Regions from separate parts of the Mus musculus genome. Here region 1 is linked to region 2. The links are chromatin contacts, found by Hi-C or POLR2A ChIA-PET in ENCODE. All regions are on one chromosome and are shown on one strand. Each heading gives the region's core, a stretch centred on a gene start or an enhancer-like site at or near the end of the contact. The rest is flanking DNA. Distances are from core to core; before and after follow the strand shown. Region 1 holds the start of Ccng1 (cyclin G1). Region 2 overlaps Hmmr (hyaluronan mediated motility receptor (RHAMM)).

What was found. A loop is a pair of places that touch in the nucleus more often than their neighbours do. ChIA-PET counts read pairs that join two places held with the same protein, here RNA polymerase II (POLR2A).
Region 1: POLR2A ChIA-PET joins it to region 2 with 26 read pairs in embryonic stem cell. The contact joins the promoter of Ccng1 here to the enhancer-like site in region 2. A Hi-C loop is called at or near these places in 3 of 37 maps with a recorded cell type or tissue (T-helper 1 cell, T-helper 17 cell and T-helper 2 cell). POLR2A ChIA-PET finds 5 or more read pairs at or near these places in 4 of 5 experiments (Patski and embryonic stem cell).

What each region holds. Positions count from the first base shown.
Region 1 is chr11:40,753,458-40,760,937 of GRCm38, forward strand. It overlaps Ccng1 (cyclin G1), which reads right to left and starts at 1,829. Exons shown (of 6, transcript NM_009831.2): 1 at 1,544-1,829; 2 at 351-611. The coding sequence starts at 611.
Region 2 is chr11:40,712,193-40,719,954 of GRCm38, forward strand. It overlaps Hmmr (hyaluronan mediated motility receptor (RHAMM)), which reads right to left. Exons shown (of 18, transcript NM_013552.2): 8 at 3,677-3,751; 9 at 3,049-3,224; 10 at 2,519-2,667; 11 at 1,786-2,000. Among named protein-coding and RNA genes, the nearest start is that of Hmmr, 17 kb to the right of the region's middle. Within about 2 kb of position 2,724, at least 1 of the 3 ENCODE cell types and tissues checked has a DNase peak (open chromatin) inside an H3K27ac peak, as active enhancers do.

The DNA.
Region 1 (7,480 bases), core at 579-3,078, 40 kb after region 2:
ACAACTAATAAGTGATGTTTTACAAGTCTTCATTATGGAAAGGAAGCATTGCCACATTTGAAAGTGGTTTTTGTATACCAGCCCTAATCCAGAAATTTGATGGCTTTTTTTCCTTTTTATTAATTTGATGTGTGTGTGAGTGTGTTTGGTACATTTGTGCATGTGCCAGAGGAGGCTAGAAGAGGGCCTCAGATTTCAACTGCCCACCTAGCTGTTGGAACTTAATTTAGATTTTCTGGAAGACCAACATGCACTCCTAGCTACTGAGCCATTTCTCCAGCCCTCTGCAATTTGATCTCTTAAACACATGGAGCGAAATTAAGAGCTGAGATATTGTAACATAAACATACCTTCATTTTAGACAAGAATCTGTCCAGTAAATTCACAGCTAGGGAAAATGTCTCCGTGTCAAAGCCAAAGAACTGAGTTAGACTAAGTAGATCTTTTACTTCAAAGTCCCGTAATCTTGCAGTCATTCTGAGGCCATTATCATGGGCCGACTCAATTAGTTTCAAGCCGCAGACCTTTGGCTGACATCTAGACTCCTGTTCCAACAGGGTGTTCAGCTGGTGTAGCAGTTTCTGAGAGTCAGTTGTCAGTACTTCTATCATCTATAAATAGAACAAACCCAGAAAAGAGCATAAGAACCCTGCCTGGCTATCTCTGCATTGTGGCAAAAAGTGCTTTATAGTGCATGCCCCCTCCACCCCCCACCCCATTTCCATTACGTCTAAGACGAAGACACTGCAAAGCCAAGGTCTGTAAGTATTTTTACCTTCTCCCAGTAGGTCACATTCCTAAATTGTGAGTTTGTATAGGACATAAACTATGGCTTAAAAATTTTTTTTCTCTACTTAAGCAAAGACTTCTTCATTGTCAGTACATGCCACAAATAGATACTGCCCCACATGATACACCCAAACTAAAAGTCAAATGATAGTACATACTCTGCCATATATGTTAACAACGTGAACCTTAGTTCCTTACCTATGAAGTAGAAATACGATTATTACCTACAATCTCATAGCTCATAGATTGGGTAGCTTAAAAGGAGTCACACAAACCGCTTAGCACACAGGTGCCCATTTATTTCCAGGTAATGAGCTTATTTTTACACCTGTGAAATGAGGGTGACAACATCTGTTTCTTGGAGTGGCTGTGAATAACACACGATATGACTCAGTGTGGCACGGTGCTTAGCACTCAGTGCTCCGAATAGTCTAACGCCATTTAAAAACCAAAAGAAAAAGTTAGGTGAAGCTGGGGAGTTGCATTGGTGGAAGTATGCATTACACTTCCTCTGAGTCCTGGGCACAACCTAAGCCCTGGATACAGAGGACGATTCTTCCCTGGGCAGTTTAAAGATGTGACAGGAAGGTCGTCTTGGTGAGGAACCACTAACTCAGTTCAGGGGTGCAGGTTGGGACTGGGAGGCATGACATAGGAATACCGCTCCCGCTGCGCCTCTCTCTAGGCGCAGACTAGCCCGGGCTTGCGTTCCGGAGTGCAGGGTTCTGAGATCCACCCCATAGTCCCCTCTCACCTTGACAGCCACGTCTTCACCACGGTGACCACCCACCCCGGGCCTGCTCTCAGCTCGCCCCACGTCCCCGATCCGACAGGCCTACTAAGGGGACGGACTAGGGAGTGGGGGTCAAGTGAGCAGAGGCCCGGGGAGGGGCCGGCGTCCCGGTGGAGGGTCCCTCAGCGCCCTGACCAAGTACTGCCTTCCTCGGGGTCAGCGCGCAGCGAAGGACTGCGCCGGGCAGTGGGGGAACAAGCTGGAGACCTGGCTCTCTAGCTGGGACGCATCTACGTCGCTGATTGGTGTGGTTCTTTTGATGGATGGTCTCTGAGGAAGCTCGGCCAATCAGCGCACACTTCCCGTTGTCCAGACTTCAATTCTCCTCCCCTTTCGAGCCACGCCCGACTCTCGCAGCCTCTCTCATTGGAGCATTTCCGAACTGTCCTTCCTTAAGCTGCGGAACTGAGTGTTCAGTGCCAAGGCTTGCCCGGGCAGGTCTGGCCTCTATTAGCCAGATTGGTCTGGGTAGCGGACCAGAATGTACTGTGAGGGTTTTTGTTTTGCATTGTTTTGGTTTTTGCTTTTTTCCTTTTGTTGTTGTTCACTGCAGCTCAGTCCCCTCTTTCTAAAAACACAATGGCAAGTTAAAAAAAAAAAATGCTTTCGTTCTCTTTACAGATAATGAGATGGTAGGCTTCTCTATAGTGTTCTCTATAGGCTTCTCTAGAGTGTTCTCTCTGAGTTTTAGGAATCAGTTCATCGTTATCTTATTTTGTTTCTTGCAAAACTTCTCAGATGTTACAATGATGTCAGAGTATGTAGTTTCTTGGTCCTCTGCTAATTTTCTGAATTTGTTCTTGTAGCACCCTCATACTATCATCAGTGACTTAAAATGCCATATGTCTGGCAGAAAACAGCAAAGAACAGTGCCTGGAAAACCCCATCTGCAGTGAGCCGAATCTCAGGCTTCAGAATAGGGTGTGAAGGAACATTATTCTTACAAAATTAATCTCTATAAGCCTCTTCTCTACCAGGTTAACGGAAAAATAATTATCCTGAACTCTTGCTGGACTCCTTTCGGGGGTAGCGGGGAAGGGCATGTCCTCAGGAGCAATGCACAGAGAGTAGGTTCTCAGCTCGCATGGCTGCAGTGGGGGTGAGGGTGAGGAGTTGGGGTGGTGACGGTGGTGTTCAGGATTTTGTCCATTCCAGTACATCTCATGAAAATAAGAAAGAGCCAAGCCGGCTGGCCGTCCATAACGGTCATTAACTAGATACAAGTGATGTTTTATTTGAGACAGGGTCTTTATGTAGTCCAAGCTGTCCTGGAACTCCTTAGCTATGTAAACTAGGCTGGTCTTGAACTTAGAGATCCACCTGCCTCTGACTCTCCTAGTGCTGGGATTAAAAACATGCACCATCATGCCTGGCCTTTTCTCTTTAATTAAAAAAAAAGTTTTAGATTTTAAAATTATATCTGGGGGTGTTGGTGAAGTGGGGAATGTATGGCACAGGAATGTGGCTACCCTCAGAGACCAGAGATGTTGGATCTGGCATTTCAGGCAGTTAGCTGTGAGTTGACCAAGGAACAGTATTCATTTGGATCCCTGGTTCTGTAAATCTACAAAACCAGTAATTTATAAGTGCTCTGTGGTGGTGTGAATAAAAATAGCCCCCATAAGTTCATAGAGAGTGGCACTATTAGAAGGTGTGGCTTTGTCGGAGAAAGTGCTTCAGTAGCAATTGGCTTTGAGATCTCTGAAGCTCAAAATCAGACCTACTGGCTCATTTGCTCTTCCTGCTGCCTGTGAATCCAGAGGCAGAGCTCTCAGCTCCTTCTCCAGAACCATGTCTGCCTGCCACGCTTCCTGCCATGACAATAATGGACTAAACCTCTGAAACTGTAAGCCAGCCCCAGTGAAATGTTTTCCTTTATAACAGCTGCTGTGATGATTGTGTCTGTTCACAGCAATAAAATCCCAACTTAAGACATGCTCTAGTGAGCCATCTCTCTCCTCCCATTTTTTTTTTTTTTTCAATTTGGGTTTCTATCTTGGCTGCTCAAAAATAGGCAGGAGAAATGTCTTAATCCTATATAAGTGGGAAGATTAAGTGCTGGGAAGCATGTGGTAAATGGTAGCCTTTTATGATTAACTGTGTTCTTAAGTGCTTTATGTAAATAGTTGGTTCTGTTTATTCTTTTATCGGTTTTCTTAACTTTGAAGGAAGCTTAAAGAGTGTTAATGCTAATAAGAATTTTCAAATGACTTTTGTTACCTTCTACGTCTTATGTTTAAAATTCCTGTTGAGAATTTGTTGGCAGTACATTATGTGTTAAAAAATATTTTCTCTTAGGATCCTGTGTTTTCTTTTTTAATTCTCAATTCTTTATATGAAAATTATTTTACTGACACGTTTAAGAAACAAATATAATAGGCAGTCTTTGCTTATTTCTCCTTTTCTATTTCAATTAAAATACACTTTACTTTCATTTTTAATTATTTATATATTTGTGTGTATGTATGGGTGTTTGTGCAATGCCCTAGGAAATGGGGAGGAGAATGTTAGAGCTCTGCAGTTGCAACCCGGGTGCTCTAAACTTTGGAGCTGTCTTTCTGGCCTCTGCTGTCGCGTGTGTGTGTGTGTGTGTGTGTGTGTTCTGGTCTTATGAACACAGTCACAAATACTGTAACTTTCTGACTGCAATGGACATGTCATGTCCAGAAGATAGCGTTTGATGGCACCATGCCCCTTCAGCTCTGAAAGCCTTTCCATCCTCTCCTAGTATTCCTAGGCCTTGGAGGGGTTGTTACAGAAGTCCTGCTCAGAGCTGAGCACTCTATACTTGCTTACTCTCAATACCTTGATCAGTTATAAATTTCTGCTTTAAATAGCGACTATCCTGGTAAGAGACTTTTCTGACCAAGGCTGAGAGAAGTTCTAGTCTATGACACAGTACTGTAACTTTGATTCTATAATATTGGAATAGAGAGCATCTTTTGAGTAATTTAAAAGAGGTGCAGAATTTAAAACAAGCAAATATCTATTCTTGTAAAAGTATGAAAGCAAGTATTTCATTATAACCCAGACCCAGAAAGACAAGTATGGCATGTATTCACTTATAAGTGGATAGTAGCTGCTAAGTAAATGATAATCAAACTATAATCTACAGACCCAGAGAGGTTTGGTAAAGAGGAGGGATCTAGTGGGGATGCATGGACCTCCCTGGGAAGGGGAAATAGATTCTAAAGGTGGACTTCGGGGGGAGGGGGGGACAGGTTGGGATGGGAGTGGGAACAATCAGGTAGGGGATGGTGGGAGAGTGTGGTGAGACAGCTGGAATTGGGGGCATTTGGGGTGGGGTGTGTGGAAACCTAGTGTAGTAAAAACTTGCTGGAATCTATGAAGGTGACCCTAGTGTGGACTCCTAGTAACGGGAGATACTGAGTCTGACCTGGTCATCTTTTGTAGCTAGGTGAGACTTAGGTTCTGTAACCACTGGTGAAGCTAGGTTGAATTTGGTTGAGTTGTTGGCTGAGGGCTTCCCATGGAGATCCTAAACAACACAGGCTCATGCTGGGACAGAAGGTCACTGTCTGAAAACTGACATTGGGGTTCCATTGCTAAGGACAACATCCTCCATCAGCCCCCCCTATCCTAAAATATTGGGAACCCTGTGGAGGAGGGGGAGGAAAGATTGTAGAAGTCCTAAGGGATGGAGGACACTAGGAAAACATGGGCACTGGATCACCTAAGCAGGACATTCATATAGGCTCCCAGAGACTGAAGTGGCAGGCACTGGCCTGCCTGGGTCTGTATCAGGCTCTCTCTGTGTATGTTACACCTGTTAGCTGGGTGTTTTTGTGGGACTCTCAACAGATGTGTCTCTGACTGTTTTTTTCCTGCTCTTGGGACTCATTTCTTCCTAGTGAGTTGCCTTGTCCAGCCTTGATATAAGGGCTCTTTGCATTGTCTTGTTTTGTCATGATTGTTTTTTGTCTCTTGGAGGCCTGCTTAGAGGTCATTTCTCACAGAAACGAATAAGGAATGGATCTGGGGCAGAGGGGAGGTAGGGAAGCTGGGAGAAGTGGAGGGGTAGGGGAAACTGGTTGGAGAGTATTGTATAAGAGAAGAATCTATTTTTAATAATGATTTAAAAAGCCTGTATTTGATCATGAGTTCCTATCAGGAAGTTTTCAAATGACTGAGTTCTATATTGTTACCTTGACTCAATGATAAATATTATATATATAATATAATTATATAATATATATATAAATAATTCAACCCTGGTTTAAAATACTCTGTATATAATGATGAAATTTCAAGGTTACAAGATTAACAAAAGTTAATTTAAGATGTATATGGCCAGTGCATATTTGTTTCTGACTGGTCTTGAATGTGTGAATAAATGCTGTTTCTTTTTTGTGACACATCTGCCTTGGACTCAGACTTCACCTCTGGGCTTTTGGCCAAAGGGATTTAATATAATAGAAATTCAAATATTATTTAATTATGGATAATATTGAAATTGTTTCATACTGTTCTTTTTTGATGATTCTGAAGTGGGTTACTCTCTATATATAAATGTATATGTATATACATATATAGGAGACAGGCCCTTTCTATTATGTATCTCTGTCTGTCCTAGAAATTGCTAGAGCTTGCTCTATAGAACAGGCTGGCCTCAAACTTAAAGACATCTACTTGCCCCTGCCTCCTAAGAGCTGGGATTAAAGGTGGAGGCACCACGCCCAGCTTAACAGCACATTTAGTTACCATTTTCCTACTTCCTAATCAACAGTTAAATACAAGCCACAATAATGACTCTGGAGCAGTTAAGAATGCAGCAGTAACAGGGAGACTTGATCATGTTCTCTGGAATAGTCTAAAGGAATGCTCTTGAACAACAGGAATTATAGCAGGTAAGTCCAAAGGCGATGGGTAGTGTTGTCATCTTCACAAAAATCTAGAGTTGCTCCGGAGACGGATCTCCGGTCCTGCCTGCAGGGTATTATCTTGATTGAGTTAACCGTAGTATGAAAACCCACTTACTACGGGTGGCACCGCTCCCTGGCTTGCAGCCTGGAAATGGAGAGGGATCAGAGCCTCAGCAGGCACTCAAGGCTCTCTGCTTCTTGACTGTAGCTGCCAGGTGACCAGCTGCTTCAAGCTCCTATTGCCTAGTCCTCCCTACCCAGGTGGTGTGCCTTGACTGTGAGCCCAAACTAACCCTTTTCCCATTAATTTGCCTTTGTCGGAGTACTTTTGTAACAGCAACAAGAATAATAATAACAACAACAACAACAAAAAGAAAAGAGCAAAGAAAAGCGAGAAAAGAAAAGAAGCCAAGACTTAATGCCAGGTACTTCCCTGACTCATGGGGAAATCTCTAGTTGGTTCTGTCTGCTTCCATCCTAGAAGGGGCTCTTCCTTCCTCCTGCCCACACAATACGCAAGTACCTTATTCTCTAGCCAGTCCCCCTTATAAGCCCATAAAACTTCTGGGCATTAGCCTGTCCATGTCTGGTAAAGGCCTAGGAAGTTGGGGTCCAGAAGAGCTCAGCTGAGTCCCTTCTCTCTGCTTTCTGGCTCATTGCTGTCTCCTCTACAGCCCTTGTTTTCCTTTAGTGAATCTGTTCTGTTTTATTAATTGGCAGATAGCTGGCCTTAAATTTTTTGCTTTAATCTAACGTTCTTCTCTGTTTGCATTGTACTCAAGAAAGGGACCTGGTGGGTCAGAACCCTCATTCCCTAGGTTGATAGTAAACTGACAAGGACCTTTTGGAGTGAGACCACCGCTTGGCTCATTACCATACTGCTGTCTTTTCCTCCTCTTTCTCATCTCTGGTTTATTTGTTTTGTTTTGTTTCATTTTATTTTGTTTGCCTCTGCTGCTTTTCTCTCCCCACACTCCAATTTCCCAATTCTCAGGGAATCCCAAGATTGTTTCCC
Region 2 (7,762 bases), core at 1,474-3,973:
CCTTGAACTCACAGACATCTGCCTGACTTGCCTCCCAAGTATGAGGATTAAAGGCATGTACCACCATGGTTGGCTAAAATATAATTTTAAAGTAAATAATAAAAATTAAAGATAAAAGAATAAAATTGTCTCTGGGGCAGTGGTGGAGCACACCTTCAATCTCAGCACTCAGGAGGCAGAGGCAGGCAGATTTCTGAGTTAGAGGCCAGCCTGGTCTACAGAGTGAGTTCCAGGACAGCCAGAGCTACACAAAGAAACCCTGTCTTGCAAAACAAAACAAAACAAAACAAAACAAAACAAAACAAAACAAAACAGAATAAAATTGTCACTTTTAAATTAAATGCAACTTCTAGAGAAGAAAGTGTTTTTGTTTTTTGTTTTTTGTTTTGGTAGGGGTTGGTTTTTCCTTTGATTGCTCTTAGTTTTTCTCAACACAGGATTTCTCTGTGCAGCCCTGGCTTTCTTGGAACTCACTCTGTAGACAAGGTTGGCCTTAAATTCAAGAGATCTGCCTGCTTCTGCCTCCCAAATGCTGGACCTAAAGGAGTATGCCACCACACTCAGCAAGAAGAAAGTTTTAACAGGCATTATTATTATTATTATTATTTTTTTTTACTTTTACTGAGAATGTTGTTGAATGTATATCAGCTATTTGTGATTGTTTTACTTCTGCATTTATTTTTATTTGAGATAGCACTCCATTCTACAACACAGGCTGGCCTCAAGCTCACTGTACTCTTCTGGCCTCAGCATCTGAAGTGCTGGTATTACATGTCTGAGCCACTGTAACTGGCTTTCTGACTGTTACATCTCCTCTCTCTCTCTCTCTCTCTCTCTCTCTCTCTCTCTCTCTCTCTCTCTCTCCCTCCCTCCCTCCCTCCCTCCCTCCCTCCCTCCCTCCCTCCCTCTCTCTTATATGTAAGTACACTGTAGCTGTCTTCAGATGCACCAGAGAGGGTGTCAGATCCCATTACAGATGGTTGTGAGCCACCATGTGGTTGCTGGGAATTGAACTCAGGAACTTTGGAAGAACAGCCAGTGCTCAACCGCTGAGCCATCTCTCCAGCCCCGCTTGTTATTTCTGAAGCAAGATTGGCTAAGGGGATAAAGGCACTCACTTGTTAACCTTGGGGATCTGAGTTATGCTCTGAGGAGCCCACAGAGTGGGAAGAGAAGCAACTTCTGAAAGTTGTCCTCTGACTTCCACGAGCCAGCAGCTTGTGGACGACATGGGTGTTTGTGCATGTACATGGGTGCACACACACAAACCAATGAGTGTTTGTATTCTCTCAAGAAAGCTATTTAAAACATTAAAAGGCCTAGATGTTTTCAAATATAAAACAAATTGCTTTAACTCTGATGTCTAACAACTTTTAGAAAATGTGGTAGGAAAGAATCACATAAATATGTTTTTCACTTTAGGAAAAGAAAAGGGCTCTGTTTGTTTTATGGAGCCAAAGTGTCACTATTATAGCCTAGGATGCCTTGAACTCAGTGTGCAATCAAGACCAACCTGCAACTCATTCTCCTCCTGTTTTAATCTCTGGGTCCTGGGATTAAAAATGTTAACAGGCCAGCTTTTACTTTGACTGCCATACTTGTTTACATACATGAGTGCATACGTATGAGTGTATGTATAGTCTTAAAATGTTTTTCTCTTTCTTACTTTGAAAGATAATTCCAACCTCCATGCGTGTACTTGGGTGACATAAGAATTCTAAAACAAGCTAGAAAATAGTTCCTGTCTCTAGGCCTGCATGAGCATGAGATCACATTAATACAAACTCTCTCAGCAGGTTGTCCAGCCGCGTCAGTTGTTCTGCAGTTGACTTCGTTTCCTCTTCCAGCTGTTTAACCAGCCTTTCACTCTGCTCCTCCTTCTGCTGGACCGCATCCAACTCAGCCAGGGCGAGCTTTAGCTCTTCTTTAAAGACGTTCTTCTCAGAAGTCATTTCCTCTTGGAAAGAGCAGAGCTGCTGCTGCAGACGAGCAGACAGTTCCTGCATTCAGACAGGTAAGCACAATTAGACATGGCACCAGGAACTTTCCTGGAGACAAGAAGGAAGTACAGATAATGAACTGGAAACCAAGCAAGGACGTTTAAAGGAAACACAGAAAATACAAACACCATATTCACTTTCCCTAGATTACATATTATAACTAAACACTGGAAAAACGTAATTGCTAGCTCTTTTTAGTGTAAAATCATCACACTGCCCTTTTTTTTTTTTTTTTTTGGTTTTTTGAGACAGGGTTTCTCTGTGTACCCCTGGCTGTCCTGGAAATCACTCTGTAGACCAGGTTGACCTTGAACTTACAGAGATCCACCTGCCTCTACCTCCTGAGTACCAGGATTAAAGATGTGAGCCATCATGCCCAGCCTAGACATTCTTTTTAAAATAATTACAAATATGTAGCTCATCTACTTAATACAAACATATGCCAATATCTGTGGCTAAACATTCAAAGGATATACTCCAGGTTTTTCCGACATACATAAACAAATGTAGGTAGCTACCTTCTCTTGCTGCAGAAGTGACTGGCTTTGCAATTCTTTTTGTTGCAGCTTTTCATATTCTTGCCTTTCCAGAGCCAGCCTCTCTGTCAGGATCTGCATCTCAGCACTGAGAGTTTCAGCCCTTTCTCTATCCTTGCTGACAAGGTTGTCTGTAAGAGAGAAGCAGGAAGCATCCATCACTCACTGTTGTTGAGGAACCCAGTTCCTGTGATATTTCAGTGCTTTGGCACACTATACAGATAAAGCATCTCCAAAGAGGGAAGACGATTATAGTCATTACCTTATTACATTCCCTACACAGATATTTAGTTTTGAGTTTGCACCAATTATAAATGTCACCCAGAGAAGAAGTCATCAAGTCCTTATTTCCAAAGAGTGCAATATGTCAAAATAAATAGAAAACACTACACTGTTATAAAACTTCTCAAGTACAGCACATGAATTTTCTTATTTACATAATTATGAAAATGTGCATTTTTTATAGACAGTCTAAGGCTTCACAGAGCAAAGCGATAGAAACAGCACAGTACCTCTTTCTGTTTCAAGTAGCTGGCATTTAACAGTCAGGTCTTCTATTTGCTTAGAAAATGTAATGTTTTCCTCAAGAGACTGCTTAAGACTTAAAATCTCACGATCCTTCTCTTTCAAATCTTCTTCTAACTGGGCAATATCTACTTTGCATTTTTCCACTTGATCAGATGCACAGCTGTATTAAAAGATATTTTGAAGAAAATTTCTCTTAAGGTACAGGAAAAACATGTTCAACAAAATAAGGTGCTTTTGTTTTCTCTGTGCAAAAAACCTGATACTGATTCCAGGGCTTCCCATATGCCAGGCATATGCTCTACCAACAAAGTCATATCGCAAACCAGTAAGGTTCATTCTCTTTACTAAATTTTCATTTCAATTATTTGTTTATTCAATGTGTATGCGTGTTTGCCCACATGTATGTTTGTGCACCACATGTATGCAGTGCCCACAGAGGCCAGAAGGTGGCACTGGATAAATTCTCTCGGGCACTGGAGTTACAGATGGTTGTGAGCCACCATGTGGGTGCTAAGAAATGCAATGGATCTTCTGGAAGAGCAGCCGGTGCTCTTAACTGCTGAGCCATCTCTCCAGCCCAGAAGTTAATTTTAAAGCTACTATTTATATTACCTAATTTCTTGGATGTATTCTAAGAGTTTTTCTGTTTCACATTTTTCATCGATCTTTTCTTTCTCTATTGAAACACTGAAAAAGAAAAAAGAAAGAGTAAATATAGATGGTTCACTTATTAATAACCATGTATAGTACTTAATAGATAGTATTATTATGTCATGTAAGGTAACACTAGAGGTCAAACTCTTACAACTTAATGTGAGTTCTTTCAGATGAACAACTCCTAGCGACCCAGGAGCTTGGATTTATTAACATAAGCTTCCCAACCCTGATCTGCACGACAAGAACCACTTTATAAATCAGAATCATCTTATTTTGCAGCTTTCCTAGTTCCTTCCCAGTCCAAGGCACATTTTGTGTGCCAAGAGGCTTTTGCTCCAGGCTATATGGTATTCAATTACTTCCATGGTTTAGGCTCTTCAGGATGATCTAGTTTGAGGAATGAGTAAGATTTAAATAGACATTTCAGAATAGAAGATATGTGACGCCTACAAATCCACATACAAGAAATTAAAGTAATAGATTATTGCCAGGTTGTATGGTTCAGGTCTGTAAATCCTAGCAATGTGGGAGGCTGAAGCAGGAGGATGGAGACTATGAAGACCTCCTGGGCTACTTGAGACCCAGGACCTTGTTTCAAACAGGAAGAACAAAGACAAATGACAAATCAGCATTTTATGCCATTAGAAAGGGGGAACAGACCAGCAATATCAAACAGTATGAATGCAGAACAACTCTAAAGAGCATTCCTTGCTGTAGTTATAAAGCAGCACAGCTCCGTGTGCATGTGATGTGTATGTGTAAGTGCTGTGTGTGATATGTTTATGTGTGCAGGTAGACACAAGCATGTGTGTGCTTATGGAGGCCAGAAGCCAAGATCAGGTGCCTCTTCTGTTGCACTTGACTTTATTTTCAGAGACAGGGCCTCTCTCAATGTAGAGCTCATTGTTTTGGTCTTCACTTGCTGTCCAGTAGACACCCAACATCTACCTGTCTCTGCTCACCAGAGTCGAAGACATAGACAGATCCCCAAGCCCAGTACTCTATGCGTGAACTGGGGATCTAAACTCAGGCCCCCTGGTTTTTTCAGCAGGTACTGTGTTCAGTGATTTATCTCCCAGCCCTTATGTCCAATTTGCATGATTCTGGTTTGAGACTCCCACTCCTATATGCTTACTAAAGAGGTATAAAAGATACATATTCACAAAGACATACAGCATGTTCATAGCTGTCATATTCAGTAGTCAAAAGACCAAAACCAACTCAAGTAATGCTCATATGGTTAATTTATAGAGAAATACTCATATAGTGAATTTAAGCTAAGCAATGAAAATGAAAAAAATTATAGTATATATGATATGAATTATGATGAACAAGTCTTGTACCCTGAGTAGTGATAACCTTTTCCTATAGCAAGTTTAAAAGACAGAGAACTGTGGGGATGGGGAGCATTACAAGGTTACAGAGGCAGCATTCCCAGGGGTGCAAATGTTTTCAGTTTTCACAAGTGTATATGGCTATGATGTCATTGAACTACAAACATATGATCACTACATGGTATTATGTTATATGGAACTTATAGCTCAGTAATTTTCTAACAAAGTAATAATTGGACATTAATCGTACCTTCCTGTCCCAAGGTTTCAGTTGAGATAGTTTTAGACAACTATCTCAATGTAATGATGTTAGAAGAGCGATCTTAAGACCTTCCCTGTTCTTAATTGCGGAGGCATGAAAGCGTGAAAGGTAACACACTCCTGCGTTTGAGAATGATTAGGTTTTAACTGGCACATAAGGGGTTAAGGGAAGGACTGACCAAAGTATTGAGGAAAGTCTTAGTAGCTCTAGCTTTCAGAGAAAAGCAAACACAAAAGGGTTAACAACTTGCTGCAGTCTTTTTTTTTTTGTTTGTTTTTGGTTTTCCGAGACAGGGTTTCTCTGTGTAGCCCTGGCTGTCCTGGAACTCACTCTGTAGACCAGGCTGGCCTCAAACTCAGAAATCCGCCTGCCTCTGCCTCCCAAGTGCTGGGATTAAAGACGTGCGCCACCACACCCGGCAAGTTTGCTGCAGTCTTAATAAAAGGAAGTGTAAAAGTCAGAGCAGAAATGAACAAAACAGAGCCTAGACAAAGCCAGCTTCCTTGGTAGCCAGAATCACGGTGACCCCCTGATGCTCCTGCCTTCACCTCACACATGGTGCAGCATTATATCTGGCTCTTTTCGTTGACCCCTTGCAATTTCTTGTTTTGTTTTAAAGTTTCCAAGGACCTATCCTCATAGGCCTACTTCCTCTAGCTGTGCCCCACAACCTCCTCAAGGTCCCACAGCCTGCCAACATGACCAACTAGGAACAGGTTCAAAACAGGAGCGTGTATGGGGCATGTGCCATTCAAACCACAACAGAGGGGATCCGTTTTCTACAATAAAAATGATAAAGTGTTGCAGGATATTTGATCACACTGTGAACCCTTTACTAGAAAAACTTGTTTTTAGTTTAGGCATGACTCAGCCCTAACACACACCTTTAACCTGAGGCTTTCTGTTTACTGTAAATAGGATTAAATAAAGTCAACCAGAGGTTAAGGGCAAGCAACAAGGTTGACAGGGAGTGAACACAGGAAAAACCATAGAGAAAGTAAGAGGAAGTCAGGAGGATGGAGAGGCACACACACAGGAAATAGAAGGGAGGGACATGCTGATTGAAGGGAGGTTTATGATGGTGTAGAGGAGAACTTCCTTTTTGGGACATTGGCTGAGGAAGAAGATAAGCTGGGTGATGGGTGCTTTCTCTGTCTCTCTGAACTATCAAATTTTCACCCTAGCTTCTGGCTCCTGAGTCTTTACTGGTAAAAATCAAATGATTGAGATTTTGTTAAAAAAAAAATATCGGATATACAAATTTTTAAGAGGATATAAGTAATTCTTCATATTTATAGATGGTAAAATTATCAAAGTAGCTTATAAATTCAATGAGACCTCTAACTAGACATCAAGGACATTCTTCACAAAGCAAGAAAGAAATCTATAATTTTTAAAAAAATATGAAATAATGAAAAACCATATAAGCAAAAGACATCTTGAGCAAAAAGCAATACAAGAGTGATTCCACTATATGATTTAATATACTACAAAGCTACTGAAGTGAGAGCACTGTGTTAGAGTGAAAAAAGACAACTGGATATATTAACAGTGTAGAGCCAAGGAAGCAACAAACACGCCATAGCACAAGCACCAGTGACAGGAGAATCCTCCCAGACTGTGCCATTAACACTGAATCCTCATGAGGAAAAATGACAGTAGGTCTCTTTCACCCATCAGCTTCCAAAGTCAACTCAAAATTAACTATGTATTTAACACTTAATCATACTGCTAGCACACACTCAGGGGTAATGCTTCAGGACCCTGGATTTGGCACGTGTGCTTGTGTATGTGTGTACAAATCCTCAAAGCAGACAGAAAAAGCAAAAACAGATGATTGCAACTACATCAACATTCTAGACAGCAAAAGAAGTGACTAGATAACGAGACCACTTATAGAACTGGAGAAAATATTTATAAAGCGTATCTTTAATAGTTTTGATACGGTGGAGGTTTGAATAGTAATGGCCCTCAGAGACTTGTGTGTTTGAATACTTGGCCCACAGGGAGTGGCATTATTAGGGGTGGCCTTGTTGGAAGAAGTGTGTCACTGTGGAGGTGGGATTTGAGGTTTTATAAGCTCAAGTTAGGCCTAGTGTGGCACAGTCTCCTTTTGCTGCCTGTGGATCAAGATGTAGAACTCTCAGCTCCTTCTCTAGCACCATGTCAGCCCGCACACTGCCATGCTTCCCGTCATGATGACAGACTAAACCTCTGAAGCTGTAAGCCAGCCCCAATTAAATGTTTTTCTTTATAAGAGTTGGGGTGGTCATGATGTCTCTTCACATCAAAGTAAGGAACTTTCAAAATTTAGCAGTAAAAAAAACCAAAACAACAACAACAAAAAAACTCAACCCAATTAAAAAATTGGCAACAGATATAAATGGACATATTCTCAGAAATTACAAAAAAGCTTAATATCATTAATTCCTAGGAAAATGCAAA